Linked DNA regions of Homo sapiens: region 1 is linked to region 2. Evidence: chromatin loops called from intact Hi-C (ENCODE). Cell type or tissue: endothelial cell of umbilical vein. All regions are shown on one strand.

The links. A loop is a pair of places that touch in the nucleus more often than their neighbours do. Peaks named below come from ENCODE experiments on the same cell type or tissue, not always from the same donor. Only the 100,000 strongest peaks of a DNase experiment are listed, where the experiment ranks them.
Region 1: a loop joins it to region 2, with 6 times the contacts of the local background. A loop is called at or near these places in 69 of 110 quality-filtered maps.

What each region holds. Positions count from the first base shown.
Region 1 is chr2:181,949,598-181,957,597 of GRCh38, reverse strand. It overlaps a transcript of PPP1R1C not described here. Among named protein-coding and RNA genes, the nearest start is that of PPP1R1C, 32 kb to the left of the region's middle. RefSeq lists an enhancer at 1,787-2,986. In endothelial cell of umbilical vein, a CTCF peak has its summit at 3,156 (motif pointing right); DNase peaks (open chromatin) are centred at 2,457 and 3,147; H3K4me3 peaks cover 300 bases; H3K27ac peaks cover 1,337 bases.
Region 2 is chr2:181,738,901-181,746,900 of GRCh38, reverse strand. No RefSeq gene overlaps it. Among named protein-coding and RNA genes, the nearest start is that of NEUROD1, 62 kb to the right of the region's middle. In endothelial cell of umbilical vein, a CTCF peak has its summit at 3,918 (motif pointing left); DNase peaks (open chromatin) are centred at 530, 900 and 3,860; H3K27ac peaks cover 900 bases.

The sequences.
Region 1 (8,000 bases), 210 kb before region 2:
TAACTTCATAAATTTTATCTAGGACTACCCAATAACTAATATTTAGTAATTTTACGTATAAACAATGGAATGAATGTCTGTTATGATTCAGTAAGTTAAAGGGACTTAATAATATTTCTAAATGGTTGAGAATGGGTAAATTACTACCTGTCCCAGAAGAAACTGAGATGGCTTCATGAATTGAGTGGAATTTCAAGGGCTTGCTTGATAAGAGTTAGCACAATTTTTTTCTTCTCTTTTTAAGACAGAGTCTCACTCTGTCGCCCAGGTTGAAGTGCAGTGGCGCTACCTCGGCTTACCACAACCTCCACCTCCCGGGTTCAAGCAATTCTGCCTCAGCCTCCTGAATAGCTGGGATTACAGGGGTGCACTACCATGCCTGGCTAATTTTTGTATTTTTGGTAGAGACAGAGCTTCATCATTTTGGCCAGGCTGTTCTCGAACTCCTGACCTCAGATAATCCGCCCACCTCAGCCTCCCAAAGTGGTGAGATTACAGGCGTGAACCACTGCACCTGGCCTGAGTTAGCACAATTATCCAGTGGCAAAGCACATGCATACTTATTTAAATTAAAACAGCTGATGAAATTTTTCTGGTCCCAAATCAATTTTAAGGTTTAACAGTGTGAACAGCTCATGGTTTGAGCTTTAGAATTAATTACAGAGTGACTCAACAAACAAAATTATGTAACATTTCAGATGGAAATTTCAAAAATAATACATTTAAATCTATACTTCACAATTTCAATTTACTTACAGTATCTAAAATAATCTGAAATTGCCATTTTTTAAACACATGCAAAAATATGTTAAATATTACATGACTGACTTAATTGGAGTGAATGGTAATCAAAATTACCAAAAGAAACTGTAACATGAAGGATATGAACAGATACTTTTCAAAAGAAGACATTTATGTGGCCAAAAAAACATGAAAAAATGCTCATGATCACTGGTCATCAGAGAAATGCAAATCAAAACCACAAGGAGATACCATCTCACACCAGTTAGAATGGCGATCATTAAAAAGTCAGGAAATAACAGATGCTGGAGAGGATGTGGAGAAATAGAAATACTTTTACACTGTTGGTGGGAGTGTAAATTAGTTCAACCATTGTGGCAGACAGTGTGGCGATTCCTCAAGGATCTAGAACTAGAAATACTTGACCCAGCAATCCCATTACTGGGTATATACCCCAAGGATTATAAATCATTCTACTATAAAGACACATGCACACGTATGTTTATTGCAGCACTGTTCACAATAGCAAAGACTTGGAACCAACCCAAATGCCCATCAATGATAGACTGGATAAAGAAAATGTGGCACATATACACCATGGAATACTATGCAGCCATAAGAAAGAATGAGTTCATGTCCTTTGCAAGGACATGGATGAAGCTGGAAACCATCATTCTCAGCAAACTAACACAAGAACAGAAAACCAAACACCACATGTTCTCACTCATAAGTGGGAGTTGAAAAGTGAGAACATATGGGCACAGGGAGGGGAACCTCACACGCCAGGCCTGTGGGCAGGGGTGGCGGCGGGGAGGTGGGGAGGAGATAGGGGAGGGATAGCATTAGGAGAAATACCTAACATAGATGATGGGTTGATGGGTGCAGCAAACCACCATGGCACATGTGTACCTATGTAACAAACCTGCACAACTTAATAAAAAAGAAACTGTAACACAAAATGAGATTAATAAAATTTAAAAAGTATATAATATTAAAACATGCATAGACAAAAGACTAGACCAAAGCACACCAACATTTCAATGGCGCTTATCTCTGTGTGCTAGAATTGAAGATCATTTTATTTACTTCTTAATAATCAAGAAAAGTGTTATTTATGAAAAAGATAGTGTATAAGCTCCTCCCACTAATTTAAATTTCCCCCAAAAAAGGGCTTAGTAGACAAATGTTACTTTAGAATGGACAAGTTTTGAAAATATATTATTATCAAGGCTTGTATGAATTGAGGTGGAGACATTTACTTTGATCTCTTTGAATTACCACATATTGCCTAGAAAACACTCTAAAATAGAAAGCCTCACAGACTGTAATGGAACAGTTTTTGTTGGTAGTGATGAGATAAAACAATCAGACATTTTAGTAACACTATTTCCTTGATTGACAAAAATCAAAAGGGAAACGATAATTACATTTAAACACACGCACATGGCCTTTCCCTGGTGGAAAAAAAAATTGTATTTGTGCTGGTCTCCCTTAAGTAATTTTTCAATGGTCCTCTTTCAAGTTATAAATGTCAACCAATTTGAAAGCATGGTAAAGAGGAAAGAAATATGTAAACAAATTTCATAGGAAAAGTACAGCTGATGAAAACAGGAATCTAATCAAGGGAGTTTTCAAATATCAAGTTTCCATCACATTGAAAGGTATTTGTTGTGACTCAGAAGGATGATTTATTTCAGATTTGGCATTTCCTGTGAGTCACACTTTTCATCTGGCCATCTTAGAATATTTTATAAACACGAACCTCAATAACATCTGTATTATTCTCTTTGTTTTATAAATGGAATAATAAGTCATCAAAGAGCTTATAAAGCTGACAGAGGTCACCTAGGATGAGACTGATTTTTGTATCAGCACCTTTCCCTGAGACAGCCCTCAATTAGGATTTGAGAACTCCACAGCTCCTGTCCTAGCCATTTCGAAACATGGAACCCATGTTTTTAACTTTTAAAAATATTTATGTATGGAGACATGCCTAGGGAAAAAAAATCTCTCTTTAAACACATACATACTGATACATATCACCTATCTATTCATATAGATACGAAGATATCATAGAAAGAGTTCATAACCAGTAAAATGGCAATAAAATGTTAACTGCCAGAGCCCAGCTCCTGATCATGGAAGTCTGTTTCTGTTTAGGCAGCCAAAAATATAATGGGGAAGTCTGTAGGAAATAGAAATGTTTAGAATTTTTTCCTAACCTTTTGTCAGTTGTGATGATTCTGACGTCTCTTAACTCTTGATCAGATATCAGAGGTTTCTGAAGTTTCTTGGTTCGTGGCTCTCCAAGGTCTCGGTACATTTTTCACTGTGTCCTTAGGCCAAAAGGAGTACCTAGCAGTTCAAAGTATAAAGTAACCGTCAGGTAGGAACTTAACAAGAGTAATTGGCATGATGTCCGACAGATGGCGCTGTGCTTTCCCTCGAAAATTTAAATTACTTCGCGGTGCTCTTAGACTTCACTGCTGGAGGGGGTCGGGGGAATGTATGTGGAGGTCGGGGTGGTGGGGTGGGGTGTGTGTGTGTGCGCGCGCGCGGGGTGTGTGTGTGTGTGTGTGTGTGTGTGTGTGTGGCGGGAGGCGGTTAGCGGGTAGTGGGGCGCGGGGGGAGGGGTCCCTGCCTGGCCACCTGAATTCAGTTTGTAAACCACAGCTGTAGATCACACATACATTAGGTGAAGTTTGCAGAAGAACTGGGCTTGGTAGAATTTGAAAACGGATGAAAGACATTCCATGGAGGTGCCTTTCTCTCATTTGAGAAACACCAGAAAGTTATCTGGTTCTAATAAAAAAGTCTATTGGTGTCCTTTAAATCTAATTACTATGGTGCTTGCCCCAATGAAGAGGGAAAAGAGCTGTCTCTTCTACTCACACATAGGAAGCCTTTGTCAAGCTTTAGCTATCTCCCTTCAGACAAAAGCCTCCAAAATTACAAAACCACTAAGTTGTTTTGTTTGACTTAATCTTTTCCTGTTTTGTTGTCTATGAATCCTTCTCCAACCCACACAGTCTTAAAGATAACAATATGAATAAAATTCATTTCTGCTTGCATCTGAATCACACCAAAAGAAATACACAGATTTTTGTACATACAGTAACTTTGTCTGGGACAGTCAGACTTATAAGAATAAATGAAATTTGTTTCCTGGAACATTGAAGAGATACCCAGAAGAAATAGGCAGTCTTCTGACCAACAGGTACTAAACTTTGCTAGTAAATCTGTGTGCTTGCCAGTTGGATGAGAGCAGTTGCATGTATTAGGATGCTCTGGACAGAAGAAATAATGGTTTTAAATGAATCTGCTGGTGAGAAGTTATAAGAGTAGAATCCTTATTTTTATTGGTTTGAAGTTACAAGAATAGAATCCTCGTTTTTGTGTGTTTGTTTGTTTTTGAGAGAGCCTCTCACCCTGTCACCCAGCCTGGAGTACAGTGGTGCGATCACAGCTCACTTCCGCCTTGACCTCCCAGGCTCAAGCAATCCCTCAAGCAATCCTCATGCCTCAGCCACCTGAGTAGCTGGGACTACAGGTGGGCAACACCACGCCTAGCTAAATTTTTAATTTTTTTGTAAAGACGGGGTCTTGCTATATTGACCAGGATGGTTTCAAATTCCTGGCCCCAAGCAATCCTCCTACCCCAGCCTCCCAAAGTGCTGGGATTACAAGCATGAGCCATCACACCTGGCAAGAGTAGAATCCTTTAAATTGCAGGTATTGATTTGCTGTGGAACTCTTTCTCCTGCAGGCAACTCCATGAGGCATGTATTTGGGAGAAGAACAGCAGGAATTTATTATTTATTTATTTATTTATTTATTTATTTATTTATTTATTATCAGTGATTAGTCTCCTAAGCCATACCAGGAATGCCAGAGAGTTTCTAATGAGAGTAAAAGACTTTGCTCAGAGATAAGTGCTTTTTTTCCAGAACTATAAGTGGAGTGTCTGCTAAGTGCCAGGCACTGTCTAGGTTAAGGGGAGGATCAGGGGCCATGTTAGGGGCTGAACTAGGATGACTCTTGCTGTCACTGAACTTAGCCTGGTGGTTAAGAACAACAGAGATTTTTACATCTCAGAGGAAACAAAGATATCAGGGAAATTCGCTTTACTCTCTTACCTTAATTTACTCTTTTTAAATGAGAGGGTTGGAATACATGATCTCTAAGCCCTAGTGCTCTGATTCTAGCACCATACAAAGTTCACTTCAAAGTCAGTGAAAGAGTTGCAGCAACATAAATAGACCTCAGGGTATAAACACTATGTAATCCAAAGGGAAAATAAAGATGACAGACTACATGTTTTAAAATAAACTCACTGTGGTTTTTAATTCTCATTTCCAACCTTGAGTTTTATGAGTATTGATTTCCTAAGAAAAGAAAGCCTACAACTGCTACCTTCCTTAAGTACCTTTATATTCATTTTAAATAAGGCCATTAAAAATTTCAGGCCTAGTATATATAACTTTCAGTTTAAATGTTCTCTTACCCTCACTTAAAGGACCTTTTTATGTAACTAAAATGTAAAGGTTTAATTTTGGACACATACAAAATTAAGCTTGACATCTACTGAGCATTTATAAGAATACCTTTTTTTGCTGTAAAGTCCTTCAAACAGTGATATAACATGTCATTGACAACACAATGGGGTGGGCAAACTGAGGAACAGAGACATGACATTTGTAATTTGCTTAAGGTCACACAGTTATTTTATAATTGTGTATCATATTCATCTTATTTTATTTATCCTCCACTGTGGTACTATGGAGTAATTTTTTTGCTCTACAGACAAGGAAATTGAGTTTCAGAAATAGTATATTCTTATAGTAGTAATGGATTTGAAACTAGGTCCACCTCTCTAAAAAATTCTTGCAGTTTTTCCCTATACCAAGTGAGATGTTAGCACATAATCTCTGCTTTCCAAATCATATGAAAAGTATATCTTCCTTTTTTTCTCAAAGAATAAGAGGCAGTTGCAGAAGAGGGAGTAAGGTAAAAAGTAAAGAATTACCATTCTATTGCCCCACAGTGTTTCCAGACTTCTCTTTCCCTAACCCTTCCTCGACCTTATACGTATCCAGATTAGACTACCACAGTTTGTAGACTACACCCTATCCAGCCTCAGTTTCTTAGTTTAGTCACTTCTGTCCTAGAATTATTTTCCTCTCATCTCTGTTTGCTAAAAACCTATTCATCCTGAAAGTCCATTTCATGAACCATTCCCCTTGCATGAACACTCCTTGTTTCCCCAAATTAGATAAAATCTTGCCCACTTTGAATTCTCAAGTTCTTTGTTGGTCCTTGAGGTTCAGTGCAGCGTGCAGGAAGGGAATGACTGTTTGACTGAAACATTCATGTTTCATAGCCTTGTTCTTTTGACTGTTGGTTGTGGGACCTTAGGAAACTTACTTAAACTCTGTGAGCTTCAGTTTCCTTAATTACAGAGGGAAGAAAATAATTCCTACTAAGATAACATCTATCCTGCAGATACATTAATATGATTATGTGATACCTCCATCAGTGATAAAATGTGAAAAGAAAATGATGTATTATTTCTCACTATTAAAGATAAAACTATAGATAAAGTCCATAGTTGGTGTATTCATTCTTAGGTAATGTTTTGGCATTAAACATATCAGCTACTCTAATAATACCCAAGCTAGAGTTCAGTTCAGTAAAGAAATAGAATATCTAAATTCTTATTCAGTGTCAAGCTTTCCTCATTCCCAGAATGGAGGCTGAAGGTGGGGTGGGGATGTGGCTGGTTTCTTAAGAAGTTCCTAACTCTGCCTCCTCCCACACTGTGTAAGCCACGGCTCTGGCTTCTCCAAAGTCAGACTAAGGAAAGAGGGACCAGAGGAAGGAGCTGGGTTATGCAGCTGATAAAATGTGGCTTTCATGCTCTCTGGACAGCAGATGCATTGCTGAGTCTTTCTTGGTTGGACACTTTTGTTGCTTCTTCAGAGCTTCTCACTCAAGATCTGCAATGTAGTTTCTTTGACCTTGGCAATGCCTTCTTCTGGATAGCTCCATTTTGAGCACCCAGTAACACACCATTTTTTCATGTATACAACCCACTGAGGTAGTCATTTAAGAGTTTCTGTTTTAAGATAACCCCAGGTCAACTCTCTTTTGCAGGGTTAGGGGAGGAGAGGGTCTCTCTTTCTTTTTTTTTTTTTTTAACCAGGAGCCAATTTGAGTGGAAGTGCAGCCTACTCCCAGTGCCCCAGTGGATTCCTTTTATATCCCTTGACTTTAGACTTTTCAGACTTAAGTTAAACACTACTGACTATGTCCATTAATCTCCAGGATACAGATATCAAAATCTCCTCACAGTCCCCATGAAGCCCTACACATTGGCTTGAGCTTAGATAAAGCATCCTGCTATTTCCATGAGGAGGGGCAGAGGAGACCATTCAAAGTTCACACAAAAACCTCTGTTCTCCAAGTTTTCCCTGTTATACTAGCTGGGGTACATGACCATGCTGACAGAACCATCTTGATTATCCCTTAGCAAATCATGCACAGGCAGTCTAGCACCCCACTTTAGCTTATGAGGCATTGGGTAGGGAGAGATAATTATTCCTTGGAATCTATTATATTGTTCTTTATCTTTGTGCCTCATTTGAAAAACCTATTGCACAGATAATGGGCCCAAGGTGCAGCTGAACCATGAATGTGAAAGTCATCAGGAACCAAGGACGCTTTTCTTTGTCTTTGCCTCTTTGGGCCCTAATACTACCTTAACTCTGCTCACAATCCATCCTGTTTCTCTGTGCACATATAAAAAATGGCCACCCCAAGCTTCTAGTGTTCTATTTTGGAATATATCTGTTCTGCTCCCACACACCAGCAGAAACTGACTAGTTTGAATCCCACCTCAAAATTTCTAGAGACGGTATTTTTAAAATACAGTGAAAAAAAAATCCTAGGGAAGATAATTGGCTTAATGTGGACCAAATAACTATTCTTAATCCAATCAACTTCATCAAACAAACAAGCTATAATAAGTCCATCTTCTGGTAAGGGAAACTCTCAAAGAAAGGCAGTAATAGGCTGGGCAGACACCCTGAACCATTTCAGAAATACGTATGTAGAATCTTTAGCACATATGCTAGTCCCTGACACAAAGGTCATATGATAGGGTTTGCATATGTGTCACCACCCAAATCTCATGTTGAATTGTATCTCCAATGTTGGAGGTGGGGTCTGGTGGGAAGTGATTGGATCATGGGGGCAGATTT
Region 2 (8,000 bases):
TTTAAAGTCATTTCTGTAGAGATTTAGTAAAGTGATCAAGAAAAGCAATGAATTGTTAAAAGAAAAACTGAATAAATGGACACAACAGTTGGTATAGCTGTTTCCCCTAACTGAGAAAAGTAGTATGGCCATCAAGATAAACTTTTATGTACATATTTTGCGAAAAGCAGACATTCTTGTCATTTGGGGATTTTTTAAAAAGAAAAGGAAAAATAAAAATCTTAAATCCTCTTTCCTTGGCAAAATTTTTTCATGCCAATCGAACAACAACAAAGGAAATAAAATATATGTGGTTTAATTTCTGAGTTTTTTGTGAGACATCTTTCACAATGTGGCATACACTACATTCTTCACAATGAAATTTTCCAAACAGGGTAGGAGTTACTGTTCCTTCCTGGTGGAGGGGCTCAATTAACTCCTGGTCCTGGTGTTCAGATTCTAAAATGACTTTGCTCCCCCTCAAAGTTATAACTGTGTAAGAATTGCCTATGAAGGAAATTGATGTGATCATGTCTGGCTAGCAGGAAATTCAGCAGATAAGTGGTCAGACCATTACCTGGCAGCCTTAATGGACCAGCAGCTCAGTCTGTCTCCGCCTGTCCTGAAACCCCATTTTGCTCTACAGAGTCTGGATTTTGTCATAGTATGATTTTAATATCATCATCATAGTTTAATTGTTCTTAAATATTAGAAATATTAAAATAATTATTAAAAACACCTTAATAAGGAAATGAAAAGTTTTATAAAACTTGACATGTGAATTTATAAACTTTTATTGGCTGAAAGGTACTAAATAACTAGAACAAAGAACTTTCAAACAACAGCAGCAACAACCAAAAGCACTTTTAAAAAATGTATTGGAAATAATAAATCTGTTACCACAAAACAGATTTATGGTCGCTATTTCCTGTAGAAGGATATGTTTTTCCCTCTTTATTTGAAAAGGGAAAATTTTCAGTCCACAAATGCATTAGAGTCATTATTAAGGCTTCATAAAACACAGCGAAAACAATTTTCATATCTTTAAGCCATATAAAATTTCATTGGGTAGTTCCTATTGAGATGCACATTCATACAAACATAAATCATTATTACATTCTATTGTATCATCCCACAGGTTAAAAAAATCTATCTCAGTATACACTTATTATATATAGGTTTGGGGAATTAAGATTCTTATTTTGGATGGTCTTTGGAAAAGAGTATTTTACAATAGAGTGAACTCTTAAAAAGTGGAAATCAAGGCTGGGCAAAGGTGGCTCACGCCTGTAATCCCAGCACTTTGGAGGCCAAGGTGGGTGGATCACATGAGGCCAAGAGTTCGAGATCAGACTGGCCAACATGGTGAAACCCCATTCATACTAAAACTACAAAAATTAGCTGGGTGTGGTGGTGCACGTCTGTAATCCCAGCTACTCAGGAGGTTGAAGCACAAGAATCGCTTGAACCCAGGAGGTAGAGGTTGCAGTGAGCCGAGATTGCGACACTACACTCCAGCCTGGGTGACAGAGCAAGACCCTGTCTCAAAAATTAAAATAAAATAAAATAAAAATAAAATAAAATACTGGTAATCAACTTCTCTTTGCCACTGTCTAGCTATGAGATCTTGAATAAGTGGTGTTACTTTTCTGGAACTCAGTTTTCTGGAACTAGTTTTCTTATGGTTGATTCTATTCTAATAAATTTTGCTAGATTCCATATTTTGACTTTACTGTTAACTAAAAGACATGCTATTTAACCATGTAACACAAGTATTTGGGGCAGGTTTGCAGTATTATAAATCATTAGAGGGGTCACCTTGGCTATACTAACTTCCCTAGTGTCCCTAATGCCCAACATGTTACATGGAGTAGGTGCTGCACACTATGTTTTTGAATAATTAATGGCTAGCTTTAGCTCAGGGAGTTACTAATGCTCATAATTTGACTGAAAATCTGTGACTTTTACCTCATTAAGATATTATAGTAGGCCAGGCGCAGTGGTTCACACCTGTAATCCCAGGCCTTTGGGAGGCCGAGTGGGGTGGATCACCTAAGGTCAAGAGTTCAAGACCAGCCTGGCCAACATGGAGAAAACCCCATCTTTACTAAAAATACAAAAAATTAGCCAGGCGTGGTGGCAGGCACCTGTAATTTCAGCTACTCAGGAGGCTGAGGCAGGAGAATCGCTTGAACCCAGGAGGTGGAGGTTGCAGTGAGCCAAGGTTGCACCATTGCACTCCAGCCTGGGCAACAAGAGTGAGATTCCATCTCAAAAAAAAAAATTAAAAAAAAACCACACACACACATACACACACACATATATGTAATAGTAAATTCTGTATGTGACTTTTAAATTTTATGATTTTCCTTCGGGGATTTTTATTCTTTTTACCTCTTACCTCTGCAATCCTCTGCCCTGCTCACAGACCAGCATTCTGAAGAGATTGAGTTTTGAAATAACTGAAAGAAATTGATTAGAGAGCAAGTGTGTAGTTTTTACATAGCATTCAATGGCCAATTAACATGCCTTCTACCCACTCACTAAACAATCTTGGGCATGTTAATTCTCCATCGTGGGTCTCTCTGGTTCTTTAAAAAATGAGAATAACAACATTGACTTGTTTTGAAGAGGAAACAGCTAACACAGCCATAAAGATTACAGTTCATCAGTGAGCCTGTGGAAGGCTAATCTCTAATATCAGTCAGTGTGCGATATTCACCTGGTTGTTTCGTTTGGGGAAAACTTCTGGAAACAAAATAGTACCCATTAAGAAATACAGGTTTTTCCCTTCCACAGTTGCCAAAGTTTGTTTATTCTGGGGGTTGTTTGTTATACTTATTTTTTTCCTTTTCTAATTGTTTAAGGTGTTTTGGAAATAAGATCATTATCCTCATGGGCATCTGCTGGGTAGAGTACCCTTGAAGGTCAAGATTTTTGCACGATTCATCAAAGGAAATAATGAGGCAGTAAGTAAATTTAAAGTCCAGACTCAGGTTCTTTGTGGGGGGAAAAAAATGGCAACTACACACTTGCTCTCTAATCACTTTCCTTCGGTTGTTTCAAAACTCAGTCTCTCCAGAATGCTGGTCTGTGAGCAGGGCAGAGGGTTGTAGAGAGAAGAGGTAGAAAGAAAAAAAATCAGTTGAAAGATAATATTTTTGGAAAATTATTACTAACTTTAAGATTGGACACTTTTTAAAGGCATCGTTACAAAGTTATACAAATATATCAAAAAATCTGATTATTATAAATATCATAACCAGTTTTGACAAAAATGAGTCATAAAATGAGAATGTTTCCCTTTCCCTACAGGTTTGACTGGCCATGGTAATTAATTTTAACATCTGTTAAGGTCACTTGCTTTGTAAAATGACAAATTATCAAATAGCAGGGCCATAAAAGAAAAGTGACAATTGCATGTACATTGTGCACCACATGGCCCAGTTCAGTACCAATATAGAGAACACCACAGGCTTGGTAAACAATAGGGATAATATGGCCTGTGTTAAAAAGAGAAGATTTCTATCAAGTAGTGAAAGTACAAAGTCATATGATAAGTTTTGGCCTCACAAAGATGAGGCTAATATCATTAGCCATTTATTGCAAAGGAACAAAATTTTTTCAAATTAAACTCATGATGGATTTTAATCACTTGGCTAATGTTAGTAAATGATTATGCCTCAAGCCATTACGATAATGATCATTATTAGCAAGAGTCTGTTTTCACAATGTTTATAATGCTTAAAATTAATCCAGAAGTCAAGAGTCATTAAATCATTTCACCTGCAGCAGAATTTAAAAGTCGCACATATTTCACATAATTGCAATTTAAAAACAAAAGCTATGAAGGCAGTGGAAAAATACACAAGAAAATCAAGCTATTAACTACAGTGCCACCAAGCGACCAACCTCAAAATTCCACGTATAATCAAAAGGGCAAACATACGAAGGAAAATAATTACATGCAGAAAAGAGACCACAGCAAGAACCTCAGATGGATGCTGATTATGGACCTCAATGAATCTCAGAACTCTAAAAGGTCAACTTTTAACTATCTAGAATTAACCGTTTTGATCTAGGAAACTTCAGGGATCATCAGTGGATCACCAGAGAGCTTGCAAATTGCTGAATTTGAAACACAGATGGAGATAAGTCCTTTAAAACAGTAGCTAGATTTTCAAATGTAAGAAAAAAATGTATGTTTGAGTGGTATGAAAGAGTTGACCATTCCGGACGACATGGTATGGTCTTCAAATACAAAGAATAAAGTGTGAACAAAAGAGAAGATTATAATAGAAAACATTTAACTATATCCCGTAGAATCTTTCCTAGTTGTCAGGTTTAAAGTCTACAAAATGTTGGAATCAGACCAGATGATTTCTAAAGTCACTTACCAGGCCAGAAATCCTATGGCAAAGATCATTGAAGTCATGTGACCCCACAAATTTTATGCAAAACATGGACATATGTGCTTGTAGAGTATGAGATTGTACTCTAATAGTTGAACTGATAACACACCTCAATTGAAGTAAAACACTAAAAGATGTTAAAGAAAAATAGAAAAAAAATTTAATCTTATAAATCCAGACAAAAAATAATTTGGAAATAACTCTTACCAGTAATGTTTGAATCATTTATTTATTCATTTATTCATCAAGTATATCTTGAGTTCTAACTATGTTGCAGGCATATGGGCTAAGTTCTAGGGATAACAACATACCATAGGAACTGTTTTCCAAGATGAGAAGATATCATTAATAAAAATAACTCAGAATTTATCATGTGAGGCTAAAAATATATGGGTTGAAAAAGGGTAAGAAGTTAGACTGGCTTCCAAGGTATATATAGATTCATTATAGTCTATAGACAAAAATATCTGACCCCACCCTTATGAGCTATCCCTGGAAATACTGTCTTCATTCTTAGGTCAAGCATCATGAAACTGACAACCAACCAGCCAATAAAAATGACTAAGGGAGTGACGAGTCTGAATTACTAACAGGAGAAACTTAGGAGCTAAATATAAACCATTTTACTGTATAGACTGACCAAACCAGGTCTAAAAATAGAAAACTAACATGGGGGTTGATATTGTTTTCCATTGCACAAGGAGATAATCATGGGAGTGGGCAGTAAGATAGAGTTTGGAAGAGGAAACTTCAGATAATTTCAGAAAAAATACATCCTGTCAGAGAAAATTATCCCATTAATACAATCACTAGGGAGCAATGTTAGAAATTCCATTTGTTGATGGGTTGGGAACCCACTAACTGAAGCTCTAGGGCATGTGTTTTTATTATCCCAGGAGTAGAATGGGCTGCTGGTGCCTCTCAGTCTCTGATTTACACTCTGCAAATGCTCAGGGCAGGAGTGGAAAATCATCAAGGAAAATCAAGTGCGTTCTCTGTGGAATACGGAAACGGATTATGGCATGTTTCAAAGTTACAAACTATTCAATTAAGTCATTTCCCCCTTCACTTGTTGCTTCTCTCCTATTGGTTCCAATGAAGGAGCCAAACAGGCCCAACACTCTACTTTCCTGAGGAGAGAACTGGAGTCCAGTCCTAATGCCAACTAAAAGTAATAACGAGAAATTTTTTTTTCTAAAGATTGTCCACATTTGCCATGCAAAACAGCTCAAATTTCTGGTTCTCTTTCTCCTGTCCTGAAATAAACAAACATGCAAAAATGTCACCTGGGCAAGGTGAGTTAGTCCAAGAGTGTTCAGTGTATCTGATTGCTGCTGACTTGTCTACACCCTCACAGTCCCTTACAATGACCTCTAGGAAATAAGAACACGTCCTGATTTTGTTGGACAGGTGCAACACTCAATCAGCTCATACTTGGCTGTAGACTGACCATGCCAGAGAGGGCCAGCCATTGTCTTCTGTTGTATTTTTAAAGCACAGAAAACAAAAAACAACTACCTTTTGGGTTCTGTGACTAGGCACCTCTGCTCAGCTTCTATCCCCAGTTTGGAGGTTGGAACTCAGTGGTGTTCTTCTCATAACTTCTGCCTGGTGGTTTGGACCTTGGCTCTTTGAGTTAACTATATGACTTCTGATTTTAACCATCTGCCATATTTCTAGACTGACAACTGGCTGCACTTATTGTTCGTTTGTTTCCTGATATATTTTTTCCCCTCTCTTAGACCTAAGCTATGAACCCAATGTTGATTCATAAAACTTTGCAGTAATCTTTGCTTTGATCTATGAGGAAATTTTTTAAAATTGATTAAATGTTTCAGGATTCATCTTCTCAGCTTTGCTGGTACAGAAAGTTTTTCATTTTTCAGAACTGTGCCTGTTTGTCATCTAAAAAAAAACATTTTTTTGGTCATTCCAAGTATAAATGAACAATTATAATAGTGATATCTCTGCTAAAGCAATAGATTATAGTTTAAGTTGTCATTTAAGCTATAAGTTATTAGTTATTAGTAGTCATTTTTATAGGTAGTTTCTTTTTTTTTCTTTTTTTTATGACTTGTGCCTTTCTTTGTATATGTAAAGAATCCAGGTAGTGGGAATTTGTTGTATTTTAATATGAGTGGTTAGAAATATAGGTTCTAGAATAATGATATAACTGATATATCCAATTAGTTTACCAAAGCATTATCCATCGTAGCTTAGTGTATGCACTCTATAATTTTCTTGCATAAGTAAATTATTATTATTTCTTTTAAGTACAGCTGGCATTCACATTTTTCCTCAATCTATAATTTAGAAATTTTGATAACAGACAGGTAAATAGATGGTCTTTCTTGATGAGTTATAATTAAAGTGTCAAGCACTTACTTAATGTTAGAAAATAGATTGCCTTAAAATACACTTATGCAAATACCTCAAATGGACCTACATGACTTCAGTAGCTGAAAGTAATTATAATAGAAATTTTCAATTCTAGCCCATGGGAGAGTACAAATACTAAAGCTCCAACACTTGTAAGAAATATGCCAGAATTTGCAAAAAAAAAAATTATTTACAGAAATGTCCATTTATTCTCACACTTTTTTTCAGCTGCTTCGAGAGAACAAATTGACATGGACACCATCAGTTAACATTATTGCCTGAATTCTCCTTGGTAATTGGCTTTAATTGTCAGAGCATAAGGCTGGGGAATGGAAGATGTACTATATGACTTCTCTGTTCACGTATCTCCCTTCCTTCCGTCCTCCCCCACCTTTAGTTTGTGAGATGTACTTCCCAGTCATGTGGGTTTTGGAATTCTGTCTAATCAAGGAGTTTACACCCAAGGCATAGACCACAGATCAGAGGTAATCCTAATCATTTGAAATGGCATGGAACCAAAAAGAAGAATTCTAACTTCTACATTATCATCCTATTTTTTTGCTATAAAACAATAAATAATTCTTAGAAATCAAAAGAATTCTTAGAAATTGTTATGATTTGATGTTTATCAAATCATAAACATTAGATCCTAAATCTGATTCTTAGAATCTTAGGCATTTTAGGAATTGGGATTGAATTATACATACCTTTGTTAATAACAGGTTAGATCACATGAAATTACCATTTTTTAATTGACAAATAATTGTGTATATTTATGTAGTATAATGTGATGGTTTGATATATGTATACACAGCATAGAAAGATTCAGTCAAGCTAATTAACATAGCCATCATCTGACATCATTTTTTTGTGGTGAGAACATTAAAAATCTATCATTCTAGCGATTTTGAAATATACATTGTTATTAACTGTGTTAGTCCATCCTTGTTTTACTATCAAGAAATACCTGAGACTGGGTAATTTATAAATAAAAGAGGATTAATAATTGGCTTATGGTTCTGCAGGCTGTACAGGAAGCATGGCAGCATCTGCTTCTGGTGAGGCCTCAGGGATCTTTCAATCATGGCAGAAGGCAGAGGAGGAGTGAGACATCTCACAAGGCTAGAGCAGGAGGAAGAGAGAGAGGGAAGAGGTGCTACACACTTTTAAACAACCAGATCTCATGATAACTCACTATCACAAGAACATCACCGAGGAGATAGTGCTAAT